2 separate regions of the Homo sapiens genome follow, and region 2 is linked to region 1. The links are chromatin contacts, found by Hi-C in ENCODE. All regions are on one chromosome and are shown on one strand. Each heading gives the region's core, a stretch centred on a gene start or an enhancer-like site at or near the end of the contact. The rest is flanking DNA. Distances are from core to core; before and after follow the strand shown.

Region 1 (6,510 bases), core at 3,169-5,668:
CCACCAGTCAATCTGGGCCAAAGCCTGCCCTGGCTCTTGGCACATTTGCCACATCCTTCCTTTCCAGCTTCTCTGATCTAGACCATGAAGGCTGGGGAGAGGGGTCTTCTTGTTCTTGGGGACCCCCCCGCCAGGCATGGCACACAGGAAGCCTTCCATGACTAGGGTGGCACAGCGGGTTCCTGGTGTCTGAGGATGGACCAGGATGGCCTCGCTCACTCAAATGGCTCATTCAGGCTCGGGGCTGGCTTGGAAGGGACACCCGACTTGGGTCCTCTTGCACCTGCCCACACACAAGGACTTCAATTTGTGCTGTCAGTGGCTCTTTTCTGGACTGTGGGCACCACCACAGCTTTGTCCCTGCTGTACTGTGTATCCCCTTGCCTTTCTGGCTTGTGGCTCTGAACAAAGCAGGTCACCCATCCCAATTTCTAGAGCCCCCCCACCGCCACCCCCACCCTCATGGAGCCTCTATCGTGCAAGAAGGGAGGTGGGGACCTGGCAAGTCATCCAGGACAGGCATTTGAAGAGCAGGAGCCAAAATCTGAGACTCGGGCAAGTGGTTCCTAAACCCAGCTCATCAGCACCATTAAGGGGAGCAAAAAACCAGACCGGGCCAAGCCCCCAGCCCAGAAGATCCCGACTCCTGCTGCCCACAGACAGGCACATGAGCAGCTTTGCTGAGGACTCCTTTCCATCCCAGACCCCTGCCCTTGGGGCCTGCCAGGGACCTCTGCCCTCATGGTTGGATCTGGACACTCCCGGGATGCTGCGGCTTCTCTACCTGCTGCAACTGCCTCACCTCACGGGAGGGTCTCTCTACGCAACTTCTGAGTCGAGGTGCATAAGCAGTGTGGGGGCTGTAGGCCCCTGTAGCTGGCTGCAGAGAGCCAAGCGCCTCCCACACGGTACAGCACAGAAGGCTCCTGGTGTCACTGGGAAAAGCCCAGATTCAAAAAGGCTGGGCTCCGGAGTCATGCACATCCTCTCTCAGGTATCCCTGTGCAGAAAACAGTGTCCACGGGGGAGAAAGAGGCCAGGCTGGTGTCGCAGAGCGCCAATGGCATAGTCACCACCACTCCTCCGACTTACTTCCTCCTGGGATCCCACAAACAAGCCCCCCAGCTGGGAGCCTGGACCTCCAGGGACCAGGGCAGCCGCCACCTACTTGGCGTGAGTCATGAATGCCCTTCACACAGCAATCAGATTCCTTCCTGTCTAGCCATGGTTCCCACCCATCACTCCCACTGACACAGGGACCAGGGGCTGGAGCCAGATAGTGCCTGCTCCATCGCCTCCTCACAAACGACAGATAAGGATGAGAACAGCAGCAAACGCTGACCCCCCACCCGTGAGAGCATAAGTCACTCAACCGTCAAGGCTGCATGGCCCCCCCCACCCCAATTTAATTCACCTGTGAGAGGGCAAGTGCCTGGCTCAGCAATTTCTAGTGCATGTAACAGTACTTGCTTTGTGCCAATATGTATTTTACTATATATATATAAACTCTAGATCCATTAAACAATGTATTATTACATAACTTATAGAGGTATGTTTTATGTCTCTGTCTGGGTACTGGAGATACCACAGAGAATGAACTGGACAAAGCCCTGTCCTCCACGTTTACTTTCCAGCAGCAGAGACAAACATAAGCCAAAATAAAGATCACGTCACAGGGGACGTGATGGGAGTCGGAGGAGGTATGGTCAGGTAAGGCGGATACCGTCATGAAGGCACCAAGAATCCTCATTTGTATTTCAAGGATTATCTGAGGGCCACGTAGGTCTTGTCCACACAGCCATTCACCCATTCAGGGGGGTCTCTGATGTGCCTGGGGGGCATTCCGAGATGAATGAGACATGCATGGTCCATGTGGCAGAGGCACCAATAGGAGAGAAACTTATGTATGTAGCCTCTTAAACAGACTTGGAGAGGGGCAGGCCCCAGGGGGTCTCTTGCAGCAGGAACACAAAATGAGTGATGTTTGTTTTGAACCAATATTTGGGGAAGATATGAAGATGTAAACATCATGAAAATGTAAGATCACATGAGCAAATTCTTACACAGATTCCACGGGATTCTTCTTGAAGCACACCGCCATCAACATGGATAGTGATACAGGTCCTCCTTGCTCTATTGAGAGCCACTTTTGGACCCTTTATTTTTAACTTTTGTACCATGAAATGCATCCATTTTTATAACCGAATGATTTTATAGTAAATTTACAGAGCTGTACAACTTTTACCAACAATCCAGTTTTAGAATATTTCTATCACCCCAATTTCCTTGTTGCCTTTTTTTTTTTTTTTTTTTTTAAGACAGGGTCTTGCTCTGTTGCCCAGGTTGGAGTACAGTGGTGCAACCACACTCAGCACAACCTTGATGTCCCAGGCTCAAGTGCTCTTCCTACCTTAGCCTCTCAAGTAGCTGGGACCACAGGCATGCGCCACCATGCCAGGCTATTTTTTTTTTTTTTTTTTTTTTTTGAGACAAGGTCTTGTTTTGCTGCCCAAGCTGGTCTCAAATTCCTAGGCTCAAGTGATCCTCCTGCCTTGGCCTCCCAAAGTGCTGAGATTACAGGTGTGAACCACCGTGCCCAGCCCCTGTTCCCAGTTATAGCCACTCCCAGACCCAAGCCGATCTGCTTTTTGTCTTTAGAGATTTGCCCATTCTTCACATTTCATAAACGTGGAATCATACTAGAGTGGGCTTTTTTGACTGATTTCCTCCACTTACCATTATGTTTTTGAGGTTTATTCATGTGGTAGCATTGTTTGGTTCCTTTTTATGATAATAATTTTCCATTGCATACATATAACATGTTTTTATTTCTGCATTTACTATTTGACAGACACTTGGATCATTTCTAGTTTGGGCTGTTAAGGTTGATGCAGCCACGAACATGTCCTTGGTACCAGTCTCTATATGGACGTATGTTTTCATTCACTGAGTAAACACCTAGTAAGATTGCTGGGCTGTGCAACAAGGTGACTATTTGGGGAACTGCCCTACGTTGTCTGGAGTAGCTGCACCATCTTACATCCCCAGTGGCCATGTATGAAAGCCCATTTCTCTACATCCTCACCGATGCTGGTTATAGTGTATCCTAAGGGAGAAGGGTGTGTTCCTTTTGAAGTGATGTTAGAGACTGGTTGGGATCAGAGAAGAGAAGCAAAGAGTTAAAAGTGGGATAGAGGCCAGGCGCGGTGGCTTACGCCTGTAATCCCAGCACTTTAGGAGGCCAAGTTGGGTGGATTGCTTTAGGTCAGGAGTTCAAGACCAGCCTGACCAACATGGTGAAACCTCGTCTCTACTAAAAATACAAAAATTAACCGGGCATGGTGGCAGGTGCCTGTAATCCCAGCTCCTCAGGGGCTGAGGCAAGAGAATGGTTTGAAGCCAGGAGGCAGAGGTTGCAGTCAGCCGAGATCTCGCCACTGCACTCCAGCCTGGGCAACAGAGTGAGACTCCGCCTTAAAAAAAAAAAAAAAAAGGTGCAGGATGGATCTCAGGAGAGCAGATTGTGGTCATAGACTACAGCAGGAGGCCTGTAATCTCTCTCCTGGTGAACACAGAGGTTCTCTGGTGGTCTCAGCAAAGACCCACCCCCGGGAGTAGGTTATAGTGCAGACACATGGGGCCCAGACAGGAACAACTGGGGTTGCCCTGCTGGACCATCCAGGCTGGTGACGATGGGCGTGAAGGAAGCTGTTGTCTACAAGGAGCTAAGTGAACAAGCATTTCCTCCTTTGGAAGGTTTACTCATAGCCCCCTCCCTGCCCCTGCTGAGGGTGGGTGAGAGGATGTCCTCCGGCTGCCCATTGGTGACTCAATCCAGCCACACTGACTACAAAGCAAGCAGGGCAGTGCTGGGCCCCCAGCAGAGCCACCATGCAAAGTGGTCAGTGATGCTTCAGGGCAGCACACAGCACCTGCCCCAGTTGGGCTTCGGCCTCCCTCAGCCCCCACCCCACCACTTCCCTGGGATGGATGTGCACGATAGTTTTCTAGGCAGACCTCTAGGCCACCATCTGCCAGGCCCGCTGACCATAGTCATTCTTTCAAGGCTCCTGCCTTACCCAGTCCAGGGGGAGAGGAGCAGCAACCTGGTCCATCCTCCTGAGACCACTGCATGTGAGCAGACAGACCCCTGCCTGCCCAGTCCCCGGCCAGGCAGCAGGCATGTTCCTCACCAAGACCTTGCAACCCAGGGGGACCCTGGACAGCATCCGGAGTGCCTCGGTTTTTCCCTTAAGGGAAAACTGTTTCCCCCTTGGTCATCTGTTTTTCCAAACCCCAGTCTTTTGCTTGTTTACTTCTCTGGTGCTTTAAATAACTGCACGAGAGAGCGTACCAGCCTTGAGCAATGTTTGGGATTGGCTGAGCTGAGGCACAGGCCTCATTATCATGCTATTCTTTATACGGCTTCCGCTCTGCGGCGCACACTCTGTTCTTTGGAACAGAGCCAGCCTTGGGACAGCCTTTCCCACTGGAGCTGCCAGTCAGGACCGCCGTGAGAGCCAGTGCCTGGAGGCCAACACCCTGGTCTTCAGTCACTGGGAGTCACAGAGAGGGGCCCGATAAAGAGCCCTCCTGGCAGCATCAGTACCAGGTTGGAGTGGGCGCTGGACACCACCAATGCTGGGGAGTGGACGCTGGCTGGAGCCCCACCCAGGGCTGCACATTGCTCAGCCAGCTAGCTCTGGGGGAGCAGGACCTGAGCAGGGTGTCCTCCACCCTGGGTCCATCAGAGGCACTGCATTTGATTATTGGGGTTACCTGCTGGGAGTGGTGCAGATTTTGGACAGTCTGGATTGCTTCCAGCACAAGGCAGGCTGACCAGTCATACTTTACTCAGTCTCCAAACTTGGGCAACAGGAAACTAGCCACTTGAGAAGGAAGCTCAGCTTTTCTGGGCTTTAGAGGAGATGGAGACACGTTGGAAATTCCCGTAACCAATAGGCTGGGGTGGGAGGGTGTTCTTCCCACACACACACAAAAAAGTGGAACCCGGAGGTGATGGGAAGCTTTGACCTTGGCCAGCCAGACTGCGGGGTGGGGTTTCCCTCAAAGCCTGGTCAAAAGGCCTTGGAGGCTGGAAGCTCTCGTTTAGCCCCACCAGCTTCCCAGAGCAGCAAGGCCAAGCATGCAAGAGTCACCATCCACCCTGGCCATGATGCAGGGCCTCCTTTGGTACTTCCACCCCAGCCGGGCGGGCCGGAGCCGGGCGGCCTCTGCTGAAAAGCACCTGTGGGCCGTGGTTCCAGGGGGGCTTTGAGGGGCAGCCGCTGATGTCTGGACAGCTTCTCTTTCTGTCTCTTCTTACCTGGACTCTGGGTTGCTTGTTAGCTGCTTCTGCCTGTTCTGGGTTTTCAAGGGGAGAGGGGCCCAGTGATGGCTGTTCTTTGAAGGAAAGGTAAGAATGTCTCCTGCTTAACATGTTTCTGTGTTTCCAGTTACTTGGTTGGTTAGTAGAGCCAGGGTCTCTCGCTTTGTTGCGCAGGCTGGAGTGCAATGGCATGATCATGGCTCACAGCAGTCTCCACCTTCTAGCCTCAAGTGTTGCCCCCACCTCAGCCTCCCGAGCAGTTGGGACTGCAGGCACATGCCACCATGCTTGGCTAATGCTTTTGAAAATTTTTTTTTTATAGAGACAGGGTCTCACTATATTGCCCAGGCTGGTCTTAAACTCATGGGCTCAAGTGATCCTCCTGCCTCGGCCTTTCAAAGTGCTGATATCACAGGCAGGGTTTCCATTTTTTAAAGCTCCCAGCAGTGGTATAAACTCCTCCTTTCCAGAGAAAGCGCACTCTGTCCGCATCCCTCATGTTGTCCTCTCCTGCCTCTGCTTAGGGTTCACTCCGGGGGAAAGTGCCACTTGAGAGTTTCCTTTTTATGTGTGGTTCTGACTGACCGCTCCCTGCTCACAGATGCTGCTTCTCAGGGTGGGGTCCCTGAGGCCTGGAGTGTGGCCTCTGACGACCTTCAGGGCCAGGTGCGGAATGAGAGCCTGTGGCCGCATGGCCCCCGGTGGGAGACGTCCCGCCGCCCTTTGCTTCTCTGTGCCACTCTGGCTGCACAGTTCAGAGCCTTGGGAAACGTTAACCAGTAGGACCTAGAAGGGGAGGTGAGAAGGGGTCAACCCCCAGGTGTGCCTGTGGTGAGCCTTCGTGCTGAGCAGGTGCAGGGAGGGAGGCCCAGGTGCACACACCTGTGAAGTAGGGGGGCAGCTGGCTGGGCTCCTTGACCTGCTCCAGAGCTTCTTATTTTCTGGCCACTTCACCTGCAGAAGGCCCAGGTGGCTGTAGCCGCTAGGGTCCCTTGCAGTGGAAATGATGCCTGTCCTCAGCCCCTCTCTAGGCCTGGCACTGTGCTCAGCACCGTCGTGTGTGTGTATGTATATGTGCACGCATGTGAATGTGTGCAGACATCATGAGGTGTGGTCCCTGCTGTTAGGCAGCTTGCCTTGTGGCTGAAGTGAACCATCACCTGAATCAAGGGATGGAAACA
Region 2 (6,277 bases), core at 2,798-5,297, 210 kb after region 1:
ATATATATATATATATACACACACACACACACACACACATATATATATACATATATATACACATATACACATATATACACACATATATACACATATACACATATATACACATATATACATATATATACACATATATACATATATACAGATATATATATATAAAGGTTTCTTAAGATGGATAGAAGTCTTACCAATTGGATTTGTATTCTGTGGAACAGGGAGGCTTACCTAAGGTCTCTCTCTAGAAAACACAGCTCTGTTCAAAGGGAAAAGCAGGCTGGCCAACCCACGTGATGGCTCTTGAAGCTTCTCTTTTGAATGGCCTGCTAGGACTTGGGCTCCGGATTCACTGGCTAAAGCAAGTCACATGGCCAAACCTGATTTGGTGGGGAGGGGAGGTGTACCCAGCACTGGAGGCCCTGCACGTCGTGTAGCAATGGGGCAGGATGAATAGTCCTCTCACTGGGAGGACAGTGAATAACTGGAAACAGTGACCAATCTGCTACCATGCACCATCTTGGTTGCAATTATCACTCCTGTCTCTTGCGTGGGCATGGTGGATTGGAGGCGGCTGCGGATTCTTAGTCATTCCTCCCAGAAAGACATGGAGTATTTTTCTCCTCCCCTTGGATCTGGGCTGATTCCAGGACTGGCTTTCATCAACAGGATGTAGCAGAAGCGACGCTGTGTGAGTTCCCAGGCTGAGGCTGCAGAGATTTGAGGCATCTTCTCTCACCCAGCTTGAAGTCCTTCCCCTTGGAAGCCAGTCACCGTGAAAAAACTCACCATGCTGTGAGGAAGCCCAAGAGAGCTGCATGGAGAGAAGGGCCTGTGGAAGAGCTCTGAGGTGCCACTCACATGAAGTGAGCCTTTGTGGACCTTCCAGCCCAGCCACCAGCAAACACAACCCAGTAAGTGTCCCCAGTCAATGCTTCTCTCCATAGGAGACCTGTAAATGGGCGGTGGGGGGAGGAATTTTCTGGTCTCACACACTATTATGGGTTGAATTTTCCCCCTCCCAAATTCTTGTGTTGAAGCTCCCACCTCCAGTACTTTACAAAGTAACATATTTGGAGATAAGATCTTTTTTTTTTTTTTTTTTGAGACGGAGTCTTGCTGTGTCACTCAGGCTGGAGTGCCATGGTGCAATCTCGGCTCACTGCAACCTCTGCTTCCCAGGCTCAAATGATATCTTCTCGCCTCCATCATTCATTCATTCACTCACTCACTCATTCAACAAACAAACAATGGGCACCTACCCACCACGGGCCAGGCCTGCCTGGGTTCTGGGGTTCAACTGTGAGTGCACAAACACACTAACAGCCCTTGGAGGACTCACAGTCCAGGGAGGGAGGCAGACAGTGAAGACAGTGAAACATCGAGCCGGTTCATTGCCACTGCCATCCGACCCTGAAGGAGAAGTGCAGGATACGTGTGAGAGTGGAACAGGGCCCTGAGCTCCACCCGGGAGTCAGGGCAGCCTCCCCTGAGACCATTATGTTGAAGGCTGACCTGAAGGATGAGTAGGGTTATCTGTGGGGCTCCAGCAAAACACGGCATCTCTCTGGGCCTCAGTTTCCCCATTGGTAAAATGGGGAAACTCATCACAGCACAAGTGCTTAGGGGACCTTGGTGATTCTGTCGGATCTAAGAAAAGCAACAGGTGCCGGGTGCGGTGTCTCACGCCTGTAATCCTAGCACTTTGGGAGGCCGAGGTGGGTGGATCACCTGAGGTCAGTAAGTAGCTCAAGACCAGCCTGGCCAACATGGTGAAACCCCATCTCTACTAAAAACACAAAAATTAGCCAGGCGTGGTGGCTCATGCCTGTAGTCCCAGCTACTCAGGAGGCTGAGGCAGGAGAATCACTTGAACCCGGGAGGCAGAGGTAGTAGTGAGCCGAGATCATGCCACTGCACCCCATCCTGGGCCACAGAGCAAGACTCCATCTCAAAAAAAAGAAAGAAAGAAAAACAATGGGAGCCTTTAGGAAATCCCGCACAGGTACTGATTTGCTCTGTTAATTCCTCCAATGGGAAAGGGGTGTTGCTAGAGGCAAGAGGCACAGTCCTGACACAGAGATCAGGGATTTGACCCCACCAGGCCAAAGTCAAAAGCAGAGATCAGTGAAGTCAGATCCCACAGAGGCCTGTGGCCATGTCCCCCGGCCCTCTGCAGGTCCCCTGGCCCAGAGCCCTCTCCTCCTGCTGCCCCCTAATGTTTCTCCAGGCCCTGCTGCTCTGTCCCGTCACTCTGTCCACCTCATCTGTGGTGCCTGAAGGTCCCCTCTTGGGCTGTGGGTGTCATTCTTGTCTGATCACCGCCTCCCCCACCACACACACCGCCAACCCCAAATACAGGTTTGGCTTCCACAAAGCCTCTTATTAAGAAATTGGTCAATTTCCTGCTAATTAAAATAAATAGTATGCCACATTAACGGCCAGTTAATTTTCAGAGCTGCCAGGGAAACATCGCCTGGAAAATGTACACCCCTCTGCCCCACCCGCTCCTCGGCAAACGGCAGCCACGTGGCACCCAGCAGCAGCGGGGAGGGCCCGGTGGGTCCCAAGCTTCCAGCAGCATGGGGAGGAAGGGATGACCAGCTGTGGACAGGGCTGCAGATGGGCAGAGCTTCCTGTTCCTGGGGGGACTCGACTCACTCAGCCCAGGAGCTCTGAGACCCCATCCCTCCCCAGGAAACCCAGGCCCTGAGGCCAGGTCTACCTGGCTTACCTTGCAACCAAAGGCGAGATCTTTCTCCGGAACCGGGTCATTTGTTGGTGAGGAAGATGGACTTCTGGGAGGCCTGCGCTCACAAGGCTCTACATCCCGAAGTGATCTCACCAAGGGGCACAACAGCCTGGAGAGGGAAGTGCCATTGCTCCCATTTTGCAGATGGGCAAGATGAGGCCCAGAGCCACCAAGCCCCTCTCGAGTTGCAGCTTCTGGGGGCAGAGCAGGATGTACATCTGGTCCCGCCTAACTATACCCAGAGAAACCTGCCGTGGGCCCTTCTCCATCACACATGGTCATCCCACACTATCACAAAGGTCAGGGGAACCGCTATGTCTGCATAAAAACAAGTGTCATCAGTTGGATTTGTTCAAGGTGAGGCTTACCTGCTCCCTAATATATCGAAAGCTCCTGTTGAAGGAGAGTCAGGGACATGCCAGGAGGCCTGCCATGCTGTGACCAGTTGTCATCTCACCGAATCCTCACCAGTACCACGTGGCTCAGCAAGGTTAGGTAACATACTCAAAGTCACACCGCCTGCCCCCAAATTAGTCATGGCAATCTCCTGTCTTCAAGGTCCAAGTTTTGCTGTTTCCTCAGGGTCAAAACCAAGGTCTTCTCCTGTCCTGGAAGAACATCAAGCCATAGATGGAACTCTGCGTTCCTGGTGTGACCTCAGACAAGGCTCTTTGCCTCCCTGGGCCTCAGTTTTCTCATCTGCCAAATGGGAAGGCTGGACTCACTACTCCCTCAGACTCTGTTTAACTCGAGCATTCTGCAGGGACTCATCCTGGGGCAGGTGGGGTCAGAGGGCAGATGGCCAGGAGCAGAGCCAGATGGGAGCAACAGCCTTCCCTCTGCCAGGACAGGGAGAGACCTGGCTGCCTCACAGTGAGAGGTCTGGCAGCCAGGGAGGGCACTGGGGACAAGGGCCCAGCCGGGCACCCTATGGAGCACATGACCCCCACCTGTCCATGGAGCACACGACCTCCACCTCCAGCTGCCCCTGTGCTGCAGACAACTCCCAGGGTGGCGAGGGTGGCATCCTGATCCCAGCAGCGCCTGCAGGACTGGGAACCTGCTGCCCACCCACCCCCTGCCACTTGCTCTCCCTTCCTTGCCCAACCCCAGGAGCTCAATGCCTGCTCAGGGCAGGAATAAGAGGCAGAGGAGGGGTGAGGAGAGAAAGGAGTCATTAGGGGCCTTGCTGATCCTTCGTGGCGCCTCCATGTCCCTATCCCTCATGCAAAGCACTAACCTGGAGGCGGAGCATTTCATCGAAGCAAAGCATCTCCTGCCACCAAGCACGTCCACGGTATTGGGGATTGATTGCTTCTATCCTCCAGCCCACTCTACGGAGCACCCACCGTGTGACAGGCGCGGCGCTGGGCAACGAGGATAAGAAAATGAATAGGCCACGACATGTGCGCCTGAGAAGTCACAGACTCAGACAGGAGACAGGCTCGATACCACACACCAAGGTCTGGATGCACACAGGACACTGAGTAACTCCTGCAGGGTGAGCGGGTTTCCAGGGCACTCGACAACCGGCAGAGTCTGGAAGCAGCCTGGAGGGGAAAGGGCATTCCTGACGGGGGCACAGCAGAAGCAAAGGCCCAGTGGCATGAAAGACCAAGGAGTGTTGAGGGAACAGAGAGCAGCTTGGTGTTGGGGCGGCATCAGCGGGTGGAGCTGGAGCCGATGAGAAAGGATAGGCCAACTAGGGTTCAAGTGGCCAAGACCTTCTATGCCCTGCTCTGCCAGTTACAGCCAGCAGTGGTGGTAAGCACAGCCACCCGGCACTGAACAATGGCAGTGTGGCCGGCACTGTGCTAAGCTCATCTCAGTCACTCGCTCACCACATCCTCCAACGAGCCCATGAGGCCCAGAGAGGTTAGGCGAGTTACTGGTGGTCACACAGCCGATAGTGGCCAGGCTGGAACTTGGACTCAGGCTCCCAATTCTCACCCACCAGCATGTGCTGCCTCTGAGGAGTTTGGGGTTCCCCTTCAGGACAACTGGGAGTCACAAGGGATTTTTAAGGGGGGTGGGTAGCAGAGTCTCAGTGCCCTAAATCCCCAAGTCATGCTCATGGAGAAACTGCTGCATCCACCTGGGAGACGTGGCCAGTCTGTTTTTAGGGTCTGAGGGTCACCTTGGCCTCTCCGGGAGCTGCCCTGGTTTCCCCAATGCTCCTGAGTACTGGGGCTTGGCCTGCGTCTTCTGCCCCAGCCTGCTGCTCCTGGGTTCCAGTCTTGGAGCCAGGGGTCATCACTGCCAGGGCCTCTTCAGAACTCAGGCGCCCACCTATCAGGGCCTCAGCCCCTCCAACACTCCCTGGGGCCCCCACATTGCCCACCCTCTCTTCCCTCTGCCCTTCCTTGCTCGAGATAACACCTGGGATGGGGGTGCATGGGGAAGCGCCCCCTGATGGAGCTAGACAGCCCTCGGGAGGGAGTTAGACAGCCCTCGGGAAGATCCAGCAGTGGTGGCCTCTCCTTGCCCTTCCCCATGTCCTCCCTCTCCCCTCTGCCCACCCAGCCTCCCACCACATGGGGCACTGGAGTGCTCCTTCCCACCATCTGCCCTCCTGGGCTCCGCTTTCATTCTGCTCCCCCGACCCCAGGTCTCAGCATTGCAGGCATCACAAGACAGCGGATTCCAGAGGCCCCAAAACACTTCCATCCTCCAAGCACGCACTGAGCATATGGAGAAGCTGAGGCCCAAGCAGGGCCAATGGCAGAGCAGCTGGAAGCCCAGCTCTCTTGTGCTCTTGCTGCAGCTCCAGCTCCTGGTCGGCCGTCCACCAGGCATCTGCTGAGCGCGATGTGTTTCCATTTAGGGGCATCTCACACTTGATCCTCACTCCAGCCCAGAGGAGGCTGGGTTAAAACAGGAAGGCTGGGCTGTCCAGCTCTAGCTCCTTCTAAAAATGCAGTGAGTCCCATGTTGGCATCTCTGCTTCGCAAACAGGTAAAACGAGGCAAGCAGTAGGTCAATGACTTGCTGTCTCTGGTCGTGTGTCAGGCAACCACAGTCACACAGTCACGAGGGTCTCCTGTCTGAGATCCTGCCTATTCTTTTTTTTTTGAGACGGAGTCTTGCTCTGTCTCCCAGGCTGGAGTGCAGTGGTGCGATCTTGGCTCACTGCAAGCTCCGCCTCCCGGGTTCACACCATTCTCCTGCCTCAGCCTCCCCAGCAGCTGGGACTACGGGCACCTGCAACCACGCCTGGCTAATTTTTTTGTATTTTTAGTAGACACGGGGTTTCACTGTGTTAGCCAGGAAGGTCTCGATCTCCTGACCTCGTGATCCACCTGCCTCAGCCTCCCAAAGCGCTGGGATTACAGGCGTGAGCCACTGCGCCCGGCCAATCCTGCCTATTCTTTAGTGTTAAGGCCAGGAAATGCCTTAGTGTAGACTCCTCTCCCTGTGAATGTGGCAGACATTACTAATTGATCACAGCACTCTTTCCCTCTAAGCCGAGATGTAGTCTCAGAATCCTCAACACAGCCTCTATTAAATGGGGACCTGGCAATCGAGGTG

What was found. A loop is a pair of places that touch in the nucleus more often than their neighbours do. Pooled maps may share reads with other maps.
Region 2: a loop to region 1 is called in a pooled map of left cardiac atrium, with 2.2 times the contacts of the local background. The contact joins the promoter of LINC02557 here to the enhancer-like site in region 1. A Hi-C loop is called at or near these places in 12 of 168 maps with a recorded cell type or tissue (Right ventricle myocardium inferior, dorsolateral prefrontal cortex, endothelial cell of umbilical vein and 7 more) and 15 of 50 pooled maps.

What each region holds. Positions count from the first base shown.
Region 1 is chr22:23,301,638-23,308,147 of GRCh38, forward strand. The region is part of intron 16 of BCR (BCR activator of RhoGEF and GTPase); the gene reads left to right. Among named protein-coding and RNA genes, the nearest start is that of LINC02556, 22 kb to the right of the region's middle. Within about 2 kb of position 4,419, at least 22 of the 41 ENCODE cell types and tissues checked have a DNase peak (open chromatin) inside an H3K27ac peak, as active enhancers do; they include dorsolateral prefrontal cortex, endothelial cell of umbilical vein, gastrocnemius medialis and 2 more, where a contact is called at or near this core.
Region 2 is chr22:23,509,287-23,515,563 of GRCh38, forward strand. LINC02557 (long intergenic non-protein coding RNA 2557) reads right to left here and starts at 4,048. Exons shown (of 3, transcript XR_938072.2): 1 at 3,990-4,048; 2 at 2,732-3,357; 3 at 1,207-1,410. RefSeq lists an enhancer at 704-1,206.